2 separate regions of the Mus musculus genome follow, and region 2 is linked to region 1. Evidence: chromatin loops called from intact Hi-C (ENCODE). Cell type or tissue: left cerebral cortex. All regions are shown on one strand.

Evidence for each region. Hi-C counts contacts between places; a loop is a spot of excess contacts. Peaks named below come from ENCODE experiments on the same cell type or tissue, not always from the same donor. Only the 100,000 strongest peaks of a DNase experiment are listed, where the experiment ranks them.
Region 2: a loop joins it to region 1, with 5 times the contacts of the local background. A loop is called at or near these places in 3 of 42 quality-filtered maps.

The regions. Positions count from the first base shown.
Region 1 is chr13:23,615,742-23,623,741 of GRCm38, reverse strand. H2bc6 (H2B clustered histone 6) reads left to right here and starts at 2,648. Exons shown (of 2, transcript NM_001177653.1): 1 at 2,648-2,826. H1f4 (H1.4 linker histone, cluster member) reads left to right here and starts at 1,184. Exons shown (of 1, transcript NM_015787.4): 1 at 1,184-1,965. The coding sequence starts at 1,245. The coding sequence ends at 1,904. In left cerebral cortex, no CTCF peak of the experiment used is centred here; DNase peaks (open chromatin) are centred at 1,614, 2,050, 2,558, 3,281 and 3 more places; H3K4me3 peaks cover 3,493 bases; H3K27ac peaks cover 2,895 bases.
Region 2 is chr13:21,705,750-21,713,749 of GRCm38, reverse strand. n-TGgcc7 (a tRNA gene) reads right to left here and starts at 3,170; the gene lies at 3,100-3,170. n-TMcat7 (a tRNA gene) reads right to left here and starts at 2,756; the gene lies at 2,685-2,756. In left cerebral cortex, a CTCF peak has its summit at 3,658 (motif pointing left); DNase peaks (open chromatin) are centred at 2,738, 3,161 and 3,565; H3K4me3 peaks cover 1,935 bases; H3K27ac peaks cover 721 bases.

The DNA.
Region 1 (8,000 bases):
ATGTCTTTGAATCTGTTTGAATGTCTTCTCAAATATGATTCTAAGATTAAATCTTAACCCCTCATTTACCCTGAGGAGATCCACGAAACATTATTCCCATGTTTCCATAAGGAGTAGCCATATATGGAGAACAGCTGTTCAGTAACGGGGCTAGGATTCTGTAACGAAGGCAGTAGAGATGTTCTGAGCTATATTTCTCATGTGTGTTTCTCTTGATCAATGGCTCAGTTATCTAGTTTTAATATACCACATTACAATTTAGTCCTAAAACATGTCAGAAGAACTATGCAAGACCCAAGAGAAATTCCTCAAAGTAAATCCCACCTTCATTTCCAAAGACGTTGAAAACAGCATTTATATGTTTCTTGGAAATTAGTCATTTTTATGTCTGCACCATAAGTATGTTTTGTACTCTCCCCCGACCCCAGTACTCTGAATTTGAGGTACCTCAACCCAAAGGAGTAGTTTGTCCAGAGAAATAGAAAAGCAACAGCCCCGCCCCCAACCCATGGGAACAGAAAGAAAAGAATTATACTAAGAAATTATTTTAAAACTTAGGAGAAGCGGCAGAAATAAAACCATAGATATATAGACTCATGGCCTATGAGAGAAGAATTTAACTCAAAATGGTAAATAATCTGTTAAGCATTGAACTAAACCAGTTTGATGAACTCAAATGCCCTCTGCTCAATAGGCAGGACTCTCGGAGGAGCCTGTGTTACTTCCTTCACTTAAGTGCAGATTTGTAATAAAAATCATAATGCCAAAGGCAAGGTTTTGGGCTACACAAGAAGCTAACCACTTGGAGAATCGTCTTTGATGGGTCAGAAAACTGTACAGTCCAAGATCAGTTTATAATTTACGAAGAAAATAGAAAGTTTTGTTTCTCTGAGTTGAAATTTGCTGAACACCGCAGGAAATATTGCAAGTTTTTGGCAGAAGGCTTAATGCTTTGCTCACTTTTTGAGATGTGCATGAAGCCCGAGACTTCGGGGAACATTATTTTTTAAAAATCGGGCAATTCGATGTAGGGAATTTTGACATTTTTGGCTTTTTTTGAGGTGTAACAAACACAACTCCGCATCTGAGAGGACACTCCGCGGCTGCCAGCGAGGCGGGCTGGACAGCGCACCAATCACGGCGCAGCTCCGCCCTATATAAACGGGCGGGCGCAGCGCCGCGGCCCGAGTCCTGGCCAGTCCCTCTGCTTCCGGCTCGAGTTCTCTCTCCTCACACGCTTCGCCATGTCCGAGACCGCGCCTGCTGCGCCCGCCGCACCGGCCCCCGCCGAGAAGACACCCGTCAAGAAGAAGGCCCGCAAGGCCGCAGGTGGCGCGAAGCGCAAAACCTCCGGACCCCCGGTGTCCGAACTCATCACCAAGGCTGTGGCCGCCTCCAAGGAGCGCAGCGGCGTGTCCCTGGCTGCGCTCAAGAAGGCGCTGGCGGCCGCGGGGTACGATGTGGAGAAGAACAACAGCCGCATCAAGCTCGGCCTGAAGAGCCTGGTGAGCAAGGGTACCCTGGTGCAGACCAAGGGCACCGGCGCCTCCGGCTCCTTCAAACTCAACAAGAAGGCGGCTTCCGGTGAGGCTAAGCCCAAAGCAAAAAGGGCAGGCGCGGCCAAGGCGAAGAAGCCTGCGGGCGCAGCCAAGAAGCCCAAGAAGGCTGCGGGGACAGCCACCGCCAAGAAGAGCACCAAGAAGACTCCAAAGAAAGCGAAGAAGCCAGCTGCAGCTGCAGGAGCCAAAAAAGCTAAGAGCCCGAAGAAGGCAAAGGCAACTAAGGCTAAGAAGGCGCCCAAGAGCCCTGCCAAGGCGAAAACGGTAAAGCCTAAAGCGGCCAAACCAAAAACCTCCAAGCCTAAGGCAGCTAAGCCAAAGAAAACCGCAGCCAAGAAAAAGTAAATTTTCTTTGGCCAACTGCTTAGAAGCCCAACAACCCAAAGGCTCTTTTCAGAGCCACCCACAACTCTCAGTAAAAGAGCTGTTGCACATTCACAGGGGGTGTGGTTAGGGTGGGAACAAACCTTAGTGGGCTGAGCTTAGCAGAGGAGGCTGGGGATATGTGGGTGTGCGCAATGGTGTTAACTCTAGCTTAGCTATCTGAAGGTCTGTACATAATCTCCTGTATGTGTGGTGGTGGTGGGTAAGTTCATATCCCACAAGTGACCCTTAGAGACCATGGGAATGAAGTAGTTTACTCCCGGCTGCCACGTCGATAACTTTTAAGGGAGATAGCAGAATGATTTAGAGATAGAATCTTAAGCATTGAGCGATTCAGTGCGTAAAGAGCAGGATCGATGTCCTGACAACCCCACCCGCATCTCATCTCAGTTCTGACTGCTGAAATCAAGCATACAAACCCAACTAGAGTACTTTTTTTTCTGTGTTCCCCCATGTTTGATAGCGATCGTGCTTAAATAGGTTAGCTATAGCAGATTTGTGCAGTTTAATTCGTACGTCCCGATTGGTGAAAGCGAAGTGACAAGACAGCCAATGAGACAGTAGACCTTCAAGTGTCGTTTACGTTCCTGTTCGTGACGAAACACTAAAACTAACCCAATCCTGAAAGAAATCTTATTAACCTCATTTGAATACTGCGTAATGTAAATGAATGTGGTGTTAACTGGTGACGGAGTAGGTATTTTACCAAATGTTTAGTGTGCCCAAGGGAGGGAGTTAAATTTTACACAATCCCTGAGCTGGCGAAGTCCGAGCCTGCCCCACAGAAGGATTCTTAGAAGCTGCCATCAACAAACAGAAGGACAAGGAGCGCAAACGCTACTGAAAGGAGAGCTTCTAGCAAGTGTACAACGTGCTGAAGCAGGTGAGCCCCAACATGAGCATCTTATCCAAGGCCATGGGCATCAATTACATTTTAAAGCACATTGCCTGCATCGTGCCGCATTACAAAAAGCGAGTAACCGTCATATCTCAGTTGATCCAGACTGCCATTCTCCTGCATTGCCCAGGAAGCTGGCAGAGCACCAAGCCTGTTACCAAGAAAACAAACCAAGTGCGCATTTGCACGAATGATTTCAAGGACTTTAAAGAGCCAGGCATTCTTTCAACAAATGAGTTGTTGTTGTTTCAAGTATCCTTAAACTTAAAACTATGCGGTTTTTTGGTTTTTGTTTGTTTGTTTGTTTGTTTGTTTGTTTTTTCTCAATCTGTTGGACATGTGATCAAGAAGTATAGGCCAAGTTAGCCCGGAATTTTCAATCCTTCCCAAGTGAAATTTATTCCCGTGTACTACCATGCCTGCCAGGGTTCTCATGCTTCAAACTTGTGTTTATGTGAACTCGGTGGTGCCCTGGAAATGAGGGTGATCGTAATGGTTTCAGGGAACCACACACTCACTGGCACATACATCCACATGGCATACAAGTTCAGAATAGTTAATTTGCTATCAATTATAGGTACTAAAATTAACTAAAGATGTTTTAAGCATGCAGCTCTTTATCTGTGCGCTTACGTATCCAAGTTCCTCTTCTAGAGACTGAACCGACCTTAGCATCCCGAGATTGCTCTCCTTGAGCACAAATGAGCACTCTCAAACAATTTCGTTTCAATTGGAGCTTTTGCTTTCTTCTTCATTCCAACCCACAACCTTTTCTTTTTATAAGGTATGTGTCTTATAGAAAAAGGGTTTAAGACAAGAGTTCCCACAGAAATGTGGTTGTTTGTAGATGCTTGCTTTGCAAGCAGGCCAATTTCAATGTGACTGGATTTGCCACTGGCAGAGATTATGCTCTGGCAGAAGGAAAAGCAATCAGGGATGATTAGGTTCTCTGTTACTGTATCTTAAACAGTTACTTAGTTCACGTCTTTGGCAGCTTTCAACAAGTATGTGTCCTAGGTGCCCCTTGCCCATAGTGGTGGTGCACTTGTTACACCTGGAAAGCAGGAAGCAGGCTGAAGCCAGAAGGAGGAAAATCCAGGTCTGTCAGATGTAGCTGTGTCTTCACCAGGCAGACTGGCATCTTGTGCTTAGGGAAGAGATGATGGCAGAGAAAATAAATCAAGGAAATAGAGAGGCTGAGAAGTAGTGTGGCTAGGAGAAAAGCAAATACAGGTTTTTAAAAAAATCTCAACATGGATCAGGTCGAATTTGAAGTATACTGGATAGGATGGAGGAAGCAGTGAATTTAGAACCTCACGAACTCACACCCTCACGAACAATAACAGGGTCATGTTGTAGGGATAGACTGTTGAGTAATGACACGTTTGATACCACTATAGACAAATAAAAATCCTACTGATGTTTTCCTTTTACAAAATACGACACTGCTCAGGTCAAGGGACATGGCCTGTGTGAAACCCCAAGATCTACAGCTGACTTTTGCCCTGCCTAAACTCTGGTACATAAAGTATTACTTTGACCTTGAAGTAGAGCCTTAAACAGCATCTTGAGCTAGTGATGTTGAGGCACGAGACAAAAGATCTTTCTTCAGCAGAAAATGTAAGTTCACACTGCCAAGCACAACTACACCGAAAAGCTCAAGCTCTGAACTTGGCTCTGGATCAGGCTTACATTCTAGAATACAAATCAACAGATACAGTAGCTAAACTGGACATTTAATTAAGGTTTTGCTAAGGTACTCTTGTGTCTTGGAGCACCAGGGAGATCCAGTACTAATTATTTATTACTTTGCATTCTTAGAACTGTGCATCCGTGTATGAGGTAGAAACACTGGGATCATTGCTGAGAATTTTCTAAAGTTGATGGATTTTCAAGACAAGAAATAAATAAATGAAAATTATTACAAGATGCTCATCATGTTATGCTGACTCGAAGTATAAGCTCTTAACAAATACAGTACTCATTGTCTGGTGGTCCTCTTCTGGCCTCCTGGGGTACACATGCAATGCACATATATAAATATAGGCATATGTATAAATCATACACATACAATAAAAATAATAAATTTCTTGAAAGGAAAGAAAGCCATAGGATGTGGTGGTGCAGGCCTTTAATCCCAGCCACTCAGGAGTTAGAAGCAGGCAGATCTCTATGAGTTTGGCAGACTGGTCTACAAATCAAGCCTATAAAGACCACATAGTGAGACAAAGAGAGAGAAAGAGAGAATATGAAGGAAAGAAAAAGAAAAGCTAACATCATTGTCCTTTCCATAATAATGATTTGGGAGTTTTTAAGTCAAAATATTTGCGTGTGTATGTGTTTAGCGTTTACTGAGTTGCAATTTCCTTCCACCATTTAATTCTCAGTTAGTAATTAGTTATGAATTTTATCCTTTATGTGTTGATATCACATGAAATTACATGCTACTCTTTCTTGACCTCTTTAAAGAAATAGAGTTGGAGTTCCTAATGTTGGTTCTTGCTTGCATTTATAAGACAGGTATTTTTAGTTCATGATGAGTTATTTAATTAAACTATGTCTTAATTAATTAGATAAAATACATTTTTGTTAACATTTTACATGAATTCTTCCCAACTTATTTTCACATATGAATTTTTTCTTTGAGGGCTACCTTCCCTAGGTTTTGTCATTAAGGTTATGACAGCTTCATGGTCTTGTTTATCTATTGCTATATGAAGAAAGAAGGAAAGGAAGAGAAAGAAGAAAGAAAGAAAGAAAGAAAGAAAGAAAGAAAGAAAGAAAGAAAGAAAGAGAGAGGGAGGGAGGGAGGGAGGAAGGGGGGTAGGAAGGGAGAGAGGGAGGGAGGGAGGGAGGGAGGGAGGAAGGAAGGAAGGAAGGAAGGAAGGAAGGAAGGAAGGAAGGAAGGAAGGAAGGAAGAAAAAAGTCCAAACAGGAATACTTAAGTCAGTGAGTAGCTATCATTTATTGTCTCCTGTGAGTCAAACGTTAAGTGGGAGCTTAAACCTGAGGGACCTCTCCTGAGGGTGAATCAGGTTGAACCATGACTGTGGTCATCCACGAGCTTTGAAATACGTGAATGTTCCAAAGAGCTTCCACATTTGCCACGCCGGGCTCTTTAGAAACCTCATTGACCATCTTCAAAACAAAGAATTCCAATATGGAAGGCTCTAACAAGAAGATTACTGATAATCCCAGCCAGTCTGGTCTACATAGTATGTCCTTGTCTCAGGAAAAGAGATTGGGGGGTGGGGGTGGCAGAGGGGGAGTGGGGAGGAGCCAGGTGGATCTCTGTGAGTTCTAGGTCAGTCAGGTTCATATAGTAAACATTATCTTTAAAAGGAAAAAGGAAGGAAGGGAGGAAGGAAGGAAATAAATAATGGAGGGAAAAGGCAGCTCAACCTAATGAATGAGATCACAGAAAGCAGAAGAGTGGAATGAGCAACATTTTGGTCACTGAGGTTGTAGCTCAGCTTCTAGCATACTTGCCCAGCATTCATGAAGCCTTGAGTTTGACTCCTAGCATTACATAAATGGAGCATAGCAATGGATGCTGGAAATTCTGCTCTACATGGAATTCAAAGGTAGCCTACTCTGACTTGTAAAAAAATTGAATTAATTCATCTAAGAAACTGCAAACTATAAAACAAATTTGCAAAGATTGATTGTTGGTATTGTATAACATAGGTTTGGCCAGTCTGCTCTTAAGAAATAAATGGTAATTAAAACAAGAAAATGCATACTTATAAGATAATTATATCTCAATACTGTAGCATGTAACATGGTAAGAAAATAATATGGATTAACAAATTAATGGGTTTTATGAGATAGAGAGATGGCTCAGCAGTTAAGAGCACTGACTGCTCTTCTAGAGGTCCAGAGGTCCCAGCAACCAACATGGTGGCTCACAACCATTTGCAATGGAGTCTGTTGACTTCTTCTGGTGTGTCTGAAGAGAGCAATAGTATACTCACCTACATTAAATAAATAAATAAATAAATAAATAAATAAATAAATAAATCTTTTAAAAATATAAATAAAAATTAAAAAATTGATGGGCTTTCAAGTTATGCAGAACGTGGAGGCAGTGACAGGAAGATCAATGTAACTTCAAGGCCAGTCTTGGTCTGCATAGGGAGTTCCAGGATAGCCAGGGAAATCAAAGCAAGAAAATAAAATAAAGCTAGACCCAAACTTAATTAATTTGTAAAGTATAAGACTAGTAATTGATAAAATTTTAAGTATAATATTAGAAACATAAGGTAACAAATTAAGAATTGGAAAAAAAGAGAAGAAACAAAATAGAAGATTTAGTCTTGTAGAAGTGCAAAGCAATGACCCTATGATTTGCACATTTGAGAGGTGGGGACAAGGGAATCAGGAACTCAGGGTCAAAAGTTAATTCAAGTAGAGCTTGGACTACATAGTAAATACATGGCAAGATCCTGTGTCCAATAAAGAAATGAATGAAAGGGAGCTGGAGAGATGGCTCAGCGGTTAAGAGCAATTCTGAAGGTCCTGAGTTCAAATCTCAGCCACCACATGGTGGCTCACTACCACCTGTAATGAGAGCTGATGCCCTCTTCTGGTGTGTGTCTGAAGACAGCTACAGTGTACTTAGATATAATAATAAATCAATCTTTAAAAAAAAAAGAGGGCTGGTGAGATGGCTCAGTGGGTTAGAGCACCCGACTGCTCTTCCAAAGGTCCAGAGTTCAAATCCCAGCAACCACATGGTGGCTCACAACCATCCATAACAAGATCTGACCCCCTCTTCTGAGTGTCTGAAGACAGCTACAATGTACTTACATATAATAAATAAATAAATAAATAAATAAATAAATAAATAAATAAATAAATAAATAAAAGAAATGAATGAAAGAATAGCTATTGTACACAAAGTTATAGAGCATTACAACAAAATAGCACATATTAAAAGTAGCCAAGACACAGTGCAGAATGGAAGATGCTTTCAAGCACATCGTCATCTCTGAGCAAGGATATAAGACAACACCATGTGCCCTTCTGAAGAAAGTACAAGGGCTTGAGATAGAAGTGAATGCTATAATGGAGAATCCATGGTGTACTTCACCTGAGGACTTTGATGTCCCACTAATGTTCCTTATGGAAAGGAGCACATATTTGCATGGAGACATATA
Region 2 (8,000 bases), 1.9 Mb after region 1:
GTCAGGATGTCAGCCTTCCCCTTCCCCTTCCCCTTCTTGGGATTCCTGGAGGAAATCTTATATTTTTAGTTATGAGCCTAGCCGTTTAATGGCCGAGCCATCTCTCCAGCCCTCCTAGAGGAAATCTTAATTTTTTAGGTCCATTGTCTTAGCATTCCTCTTTCAATAAGGAGCAGAACATGTTTTAATAGTTTCTTAGCTCTGTGATAAGAACAATCAGAGTGTGGGTACCCATAAAGCCGGTAGGAACTGGCAGGAGCTGGGGAGCGGCAGTGCCCACTGTGTTCCTGGACAACACAGTTTCACTGGCTGGGGCTTCCAGTTTTGAAGAAGGTATGTGTTTAAATATGAAATAGCCTAAATCTTTTGTATGTTATCTAGCAAACATTTAGAATATGACCCAGACTAAACAAACAAACGTTGCTATTGTTTTTTAATCTCAAAGTTGAAAAACTGGATATGAACAAAAATTTCTGGACCCCAACAAACTCATGAAGTGTCCTGCCACCGAGGCCTGACTCAAATGCCCAGAGTTTCCCAGTTGATTCTCCACTAAGAAGACATTCCTTGCTTGGCCCCTCTAGGCAGAGTATAGGGTCTCACATAACAGACATTTGAAAGCTAGTTAAGACAAAAAAAAGTAAGCCGTAAAGAACAGCCTTGACCTCCTAACAACAGCGAGGTGAGGGTGAAGGGTAAGAAATGTTTAGCCTTGTTTATTGTTGTTATTTTGGGTTTGTGTGTTTTAGTCTTGAAAACCGAACTCAGGTCAGTCATTGTATTTGCTAAGCAAACACTACCTCTGAAACACTACCTCTGGTATTTCCTAACCTCTCAAACGTTGTTTATTGTTGATTGAATAGTTATCTAAGTTTAAAATGCAAAACAAGCAATCTTTTCTACTTAGATTACCTTTCTTTTGTTTTTTAATGACATTATTTTTAACTGGCAAGGGGAAGTTTATACATTAGTTGGGTCCAGCATGATATTTTGATATCTGTATAGAAGGCTGAGGATTAAATAGAGGGAGCGTCACCTGTTTACCTGTGCCTTGTGATACAAATCTCTTCTACCTGTTTTTCTCAGTCCTGTCTCTAAAATTCCCTCCCTTTTCTTTAGTGGTTTTCCCTTCTCTTCTGTCTTACAAGACATAAAAGGGAAGAGGGTAAGGTAACAACAATCAGCCTGAAGACTCCTCCCTCCCTACTACAAATCCCTGGGTGAATGAACTGCCTACTATGCTCTGTATCTCCCCTCCTCTCCTTTCTCTTTCTCTCTCCTCCAGTCAATTTTAGATGAAGCAAGGATCTCAAATTCCATTTAAAATGGTTGTCTAACGAATCAATGGCCCCTCTTCTTTATCTCTCCACTCATGATTGAGCATTAGAGAGCACTGTTTCCTTCTGACTTTAACATCTCAACAATTAAGATTTTTAAGTAGAAAATGAAGAAGAAGAAGAAGAAGAAGAAGAAGAAGAAGAAGAAGAAGAAGAAGAAGAAGAAGAAGAAGAAGAAGAAGAAAAGAGAAAAGAAAGAAAAGAGAAATGTGTGCCAGTTTGAATTCCAGAAGGAAGCACATATTTTAAGAGGAAAAATATCAGTACCAGGCTTAAATTTTATTTTATTTATATTTTTCCCCTGAAAGAAGGTCTCTATACGTTGCCCAGCAATTTATTGGTTCAAGTCACCCTCCATCTGGTGAGCAACTGGAATTATATAAAAGCAAAACTTTAAAATTTTAACTGTTACTGTTGTGTTATAATCTCTGAACTTTGCTCTGTAAAATACTTTATCAGAAGTGTCAGTAGGTTCATTTGATTATGCACCACATCTCTGCCTGCAGGACTTAGCAGGGGGCTGGTACTTTCAAGGCCTGATATTGGGAGATAAATGCACCCAGGCTTGAGCCAGGAAACTTGGCTTGGAGCATTACCAAAGATGATTAACAGAAGAGGTAAGAGTTGTCAGAACAAACTTCGAAAGACTTGAATGTGGACAAAGAAAATCTCAGCGTGCCCTCTGGGAATAATGTAACAATAGTAATGGGGATCGTTTGCTGTCTTTGATGTATCGGGATATCTCAGCTCGATAGAGATTGACTATAACGGATAAGATGTCAGTTTTTTTTCCAGATATTGACTGTGGAAAGGAAGTAGGGCTGGCGTGTGGCCTTTCCTTCTCAAGACCTCACCAGGGACGACACTCAATTCTCCACCAAGCGACTATTGTTCCACACAGACTTTATACTCCTGTATAGAAAAAATTCTCAAGTTGGGAAATCTCCAGAGCTCTAAAGAAATCAAGGAATAAAACACACCATACTGAGCTGGTGGTGATACGCGCCAAGGAGGAAAACGGAGCAGGTGGAAAAGGCTACTCCATGTAACTTTCACAGACACTCTTAAACCGAGCTGGCTATAAGTAGTCTCTTTGAACGGGACATTCGTAGTATGCAGTTTAGAGGCGCACAGACATGCTACTTCTGCACCTGGGTTTACCACCTCCGAGTCTGTTTACCATCCCTCAGCTAATTGAAAGCGCGCTTCGAGATGTTTTCATCTTCATCTCGAAGAAATATTGTGCGCAGCATGCTTTAATTAGTTATTACTTTCGGTTTCTGCAAGCAAATAGAAAGTGAATAAAACTTTGGTTTTGTGTGACGAGGAAAAAAAAAAGCTGCACCTTAGCAGAGGATGGTTTCGATCCATCGACCTCTGGGTTATGGGCCCAGCACGCTTCCGCTGCGCCACTCTGCTAGAGCTGCCTAGGTGTTCTTTGAAATCACACTTGTATAGTTCGATGTGAACACTGTCTTCTGACAGCTTTTTCCAATGTGTAGTGATTAGCTGATTTAATTGGTGATTTACATATAGCAAAATGAGCTCCGAAGGATTTTATTTTAAATAGATAAATGAAATTCAATGTTTCTTTAAGAAAATAGTTTGTCACTAACCTACTAGTCCCTTTCATTTGAAAGAACGATTTTATTTAAAATATGATTACTATGTACGAGTAATTGAAATTTAAGTAGGAAAAACGAATGATTCTAAGACAGATTGTATTTCGAATACATGATTTAGAAAAAAGGAAAACGAGACCTGCATTGGCCGGGAATCGAACCCGGGCCTCCCGCGTGGCAGGCGAGAATTCTACCACTGAACCACCAATGCTCCGGTAGTTTGTACTTTAATCGTACAAGTAATTATACTACCCATACGAGAAAATTCCATTTCAAAATATCACCTTTTTTAAAATAGTTATTAATATCATCTTACACTTTTAATGTTAACTATTAATAATGTTTCTTCCTTATTTACGGCAACACTGGGCGTCCCAAGCACTTGCAAGCCACCAGCTAGTAGACCGTAAGTCTCCATTCGGAGGTGGAAAGATTGACAGACTTGGGTGGTACCGGGGATCAAGGGTATTGAGACCCGGGGAGGGCACTACGGATTATGTGAATATCACCTCAGTGGAGGCGTTTCTCAGAAATCGCTTAGGAATCTGGGTGGACCCTGAAGGAACGTGAGCAGGACAATGAAGAAAAGTTAAGGGAATGAGAAGAGAGTCCAACGGAAAGGTGCAAAAGAGCAGACGAAAGGGAAGAGAGGAACCCCAATGCGCGCGCTGGTATGTCGGATCAGTGCTGCTCCCTACTGGTCGGAAGTCGGAAGACCGGAGGGGCGGATGCTAGAAATGAGGATTCGGCCTTAGGAGGTCAAGGTTGCATTTTCAGAAGTAACTCTGTAATGTTCTTTAGGAAAATCGAGTCTAGCAATGCCAATAAAGGATAACTTTTCCCCAAAGGCACAGTCATGACTTCCATAAAAACATAAAAATGAACTCGGGTTAAATGATTTTGTATAATAAATTCAAGATGTGACTGCTGTAACCTAATCAACAGAAAATCTAAAAAATAAAATGTCGAAATAAAATTGTGAGAAAAGCCATACCTGGTATTTCTTTTGAGCATACTAAATCTGGTTTTGCCCGGGGCCTCCTTTCAGGCCTTCCCAGGTGAGAATATAAATATGCAGCCCTACAGAAACTTCTGGAAAAGTAGAAAGGGTGTCGAAATGCTTTCCAAAAACCTTTAGGATTCCACATATATGTTGGGACAGAAGCTGACGGAGAAGCTCAGTGGTGAGTAAGGAGGAATAGAGAGAAGAGGGAAGAGAAAGAAAATTAAAAACAAAAACAAATAAAAACACACAATCAAAATAACCCCAACAAACTAACCTCTTAGCTATGTAAGCTCAAAATCCTAAATTAAGTAATGCACCCGGAGATAAACATACCCAGGCTTGACCCAGGAAACTTGGCTTGGAGCGTTACCAAAGATGATTAACAGAAGAGGTAAGAGTTGTCAGAACAAACTTCGAAAGACTTGGATGTGGACAAAGAAAATCTCAGCGTGCCCTCTGGGAATAATGTAACAATAGTAATGGAGATCGTTTGCTGTCTTTGATGTATCGGGATATCTCAGCATAGAGGAGAAAGAGCATTCAGCATTGAATCAAAATGCAAAACCTGTTCAGCAAAAGGCTCTGTTAAGACATTTAAAAACAAGCCACAGAGAGGCAGAAAATATGCACAGCATACCTGATGAAGGGTTTCTTATTTATATGTTGTTAATCAATCAAAACCCACAGACACTGAGGAAGGAGAGACTCTGGAAACATTGCTGGGAAGAGAGACCATGGCGTTACGATATCTTTGCCCAGAAGGTTTCTTAGGGTTTCCAGATGTTTAAGATGTCCAAAAAGGTCTCTCCACATTTAGGAAAAACTTTAATGCAAAATCGCTATTGCAAAGAACAAAAAGGACTCCTGCAAAAGAGGAAAGAGTTTTCTGCCATACAGTACTGCGATCATAAGATCTGTGCAGAAGGAATTTCCCTCATGTAAAAAGGAGTTAGAGGCTCAGGTAAAGAAACCCCCAAGTGGAGGCCTCAGAAGCAACATTTCTGTCTCCTCATTGCCCCACCAGAGGATTTAGGACGCACATGTTACTTTTCTTTTTGGCAGATTTACACTATTTGGTGGTGGTGGTGGTGGTGGTGGTGGTGGTGTGTGCATGCGTACCATGGCCTGCATGTGGCATGGCCTGCACCATAGGACATCATAGGACAACCGTTGGAAGCTGATTCTTGCCTTCTCCCCTGGGATCTTAGGACTGAACTCAGATGATCAAGGATGTACTCATCTCTTGAGTGCCATCTCTCCAGCCATGTGCCCCTCTTGTTCAACAAAGCTAGATTCTCATTATTTGTCTTACATGTGATGAGCTAAATTGCTTATCCTCGTCATCGGTCAGGACAAAGTGCTCACTAACTAACCTTCAGTCCCTTTAAGCATGAGCCAGGCAACAAGATGAGCTACCCTGAGTGAAGCACTGTATGATATGATTGTGCTACCCTTTAATCTAAAGTCCTCACAGCTGGCTCTTTCTGATGTAATCCCATCGAAGGAGGTGATTCCTCTTCCGTCGATCCTAAGGCACGGAGATAACACCGCTATCAAGGAAAGAGGTTACTAAGCAAAAACCATAACAAATAGATTTGATCTAATTTCGACATGTTGTGGGAACTTAGAGGTAGACCATTTAAAGACCCAGGGAGAACCCTCTCTTTAGGATTATATTTACTGAAGTATAGGCAGCAATGGACAGTAAAAATGTGCTTGCACAAACAGAAATAGGCTGAATGGGAGCCATAAGATGGCCCCATGACATGATTTGAATATGCTTGGCTAGGAAGTGACACTATTAGGAGGTGTGGCCTTGTTAGAATAGGTGTGTCACTGTGGGCATGGGCTTTAAGACCCTCAGCTGCCTGGAAGTCAGAATTCTGCTAGCAGCCTTCAGATGAAGATGTAGAACTCTCAGCTCCTTCTGCACCATGCCTGCCTGGATGCTGCCACGTTCCTGCCTTGATGATAATGGACTGAACCTCTGAACCTGTAAGCCAACCCCAGTTAAGTGTTGGCCTCTCCATGCAGCATTAGCCCCTCAGTGCTCTAGGATAAGACCCCCTGGAATGCCCCATCAGGTTAGGGAGGTCACAACATTTCTTCTGTGTAGCCAGCTGCTACACAGAATAGAAGGAGAAGTCTGACATAATATTCCTGGAGTATATAACTCTTTATAATTCCTGGAGTCTCTTCTCCTGGCTTCCATGACTGCCATTCTGTCTGGTGGTAACTGGATGACAGAAGCTACCACAGCATCCTGAGCTACACACACTCAGTGTCTTGGATGATGAAAGTTTCTGATGGAGGTGCGGTTGCTAGTGGAAATTTCTGTTGACAATGTCAGTTCCTAACAAAAAAAGCAGCATCTAGAGCTACTCCTGTATCTGCCAAAATATTCTGCTGTCATTAAACACAAAAATGGCAGCTTTTCCTTTTATTTCCCAGATGTTCCTCCTGTATCCTGAAGTTGTGTTATTTGTATGAGTTTTGTACACAACTTTATATTATGTGTACATGGTCTTGTGTACTGTGCATTCCAATGTGATTTCTGTTCCCCTGAGATCTAGTTACTGTCCAGACATGGGCATTGTCATAAATATTCAAGGCTCTCCTGTATCAATGTGGTGTAAAAGATGCTCAACAGTTACCTCTGATTGGTTAATAAAAGATCTCTGAGTCTGAGGCAACTCTGGACTACAGAGCAAGTTCCAGGACAGCAAGGGTTACACAGAGAAACGGTCTCAAAAATAAATAAATAAATAAATAAATAAATAAATAAATAAATAAATAAATCGAAGTAGATTCTTGTCAATTTGATCAAGACTCCAGAAAATAACAACTTAACTTTCTTTCTTTAGGAGACAATGGGCTACATGATCCAGAACAGTATAGATGACTCAGCATTTTAGTGATGGTCTCCCTTTGCCAACCAAGTGGGTAACCAGGCGCTCCTCATCCCTTTTATTACCTTCACTAGCAAAATATGTGATTGCGAATCTTAAGTGGAGGTACTTACTCTAGATTATTTAAATGACACCCAAATCACATCATGAATATTTATGAGACAGGTTGAGTGAGATTCTACTGAGGTTCACAATGTAGAGAAAGAAATGTGAAAGGAGCCAGAAGTGAGAGAAGATTTTTAATTTACCTTGCTTCATAAATTTCTATTTTTCAAGATTGTCAAACGGTCAACTCTATCAGCATTGTAGAGTGCTGATATTCTTATGAGTTCTTTCATTGTATTAAAATCAACGTCTCAATTTTTATCCAGTGATAGGAATTCTGCTCTTTATGAAAGAAACTACATTTCCTGAGCACTTTTCCAGTACCGATGTCAATGACATCAGGACAAAGTGCGTCCTACTCAATGCTGAACGAATTCATGCTTTCCATAAAAAGTCTTCAAGAGGTTTTGTATTCTGATTACTCAATTCTTCACTTACTCCCTATTCTATGAAGGCATTTTAGTTGCAAAATAGATTGATTAAAGTGCAAGTCCCAGAGCTACAACCAATAGCTTATTAGTACATTCTCCCAGGTAAGGATTATATGGAATGTATTGCCAATCATATTTTTAAAACTTTTAGAAATGTAGTAGAAAATGAAGTTGACATATATATACTGAATTATGTTAAATACCTGCCACTTATTTGTTGATTTTATCTTAAATCATATTTCTCACATCTTCAGAACTAGTTTTCCTACCTCACCCATCCTCTTAAAGTTATCACTCCTTTCATTTTTTTTTAATTCAGACAGGCTTTTGATTGACAATTGTCAATTAGTATAGCGAAACATTTAAATCCTATAGCAATAGTGAATTCTTTCTAAAGTAGTAGCATTTTACTAGTCAGTTTTTATCGGGGCGGGGTGATTTAACACAGTTAGGAGCACATAGAATTATTCTACCCCCTCAGTCACTGTTGCTCCACATTGTACAAAAGTTTAATGAGAGGGGCCAGCAGAGATCATGAAACACTTATCATATGTACATATATATACACATTAACTAATAGGAAAATATTT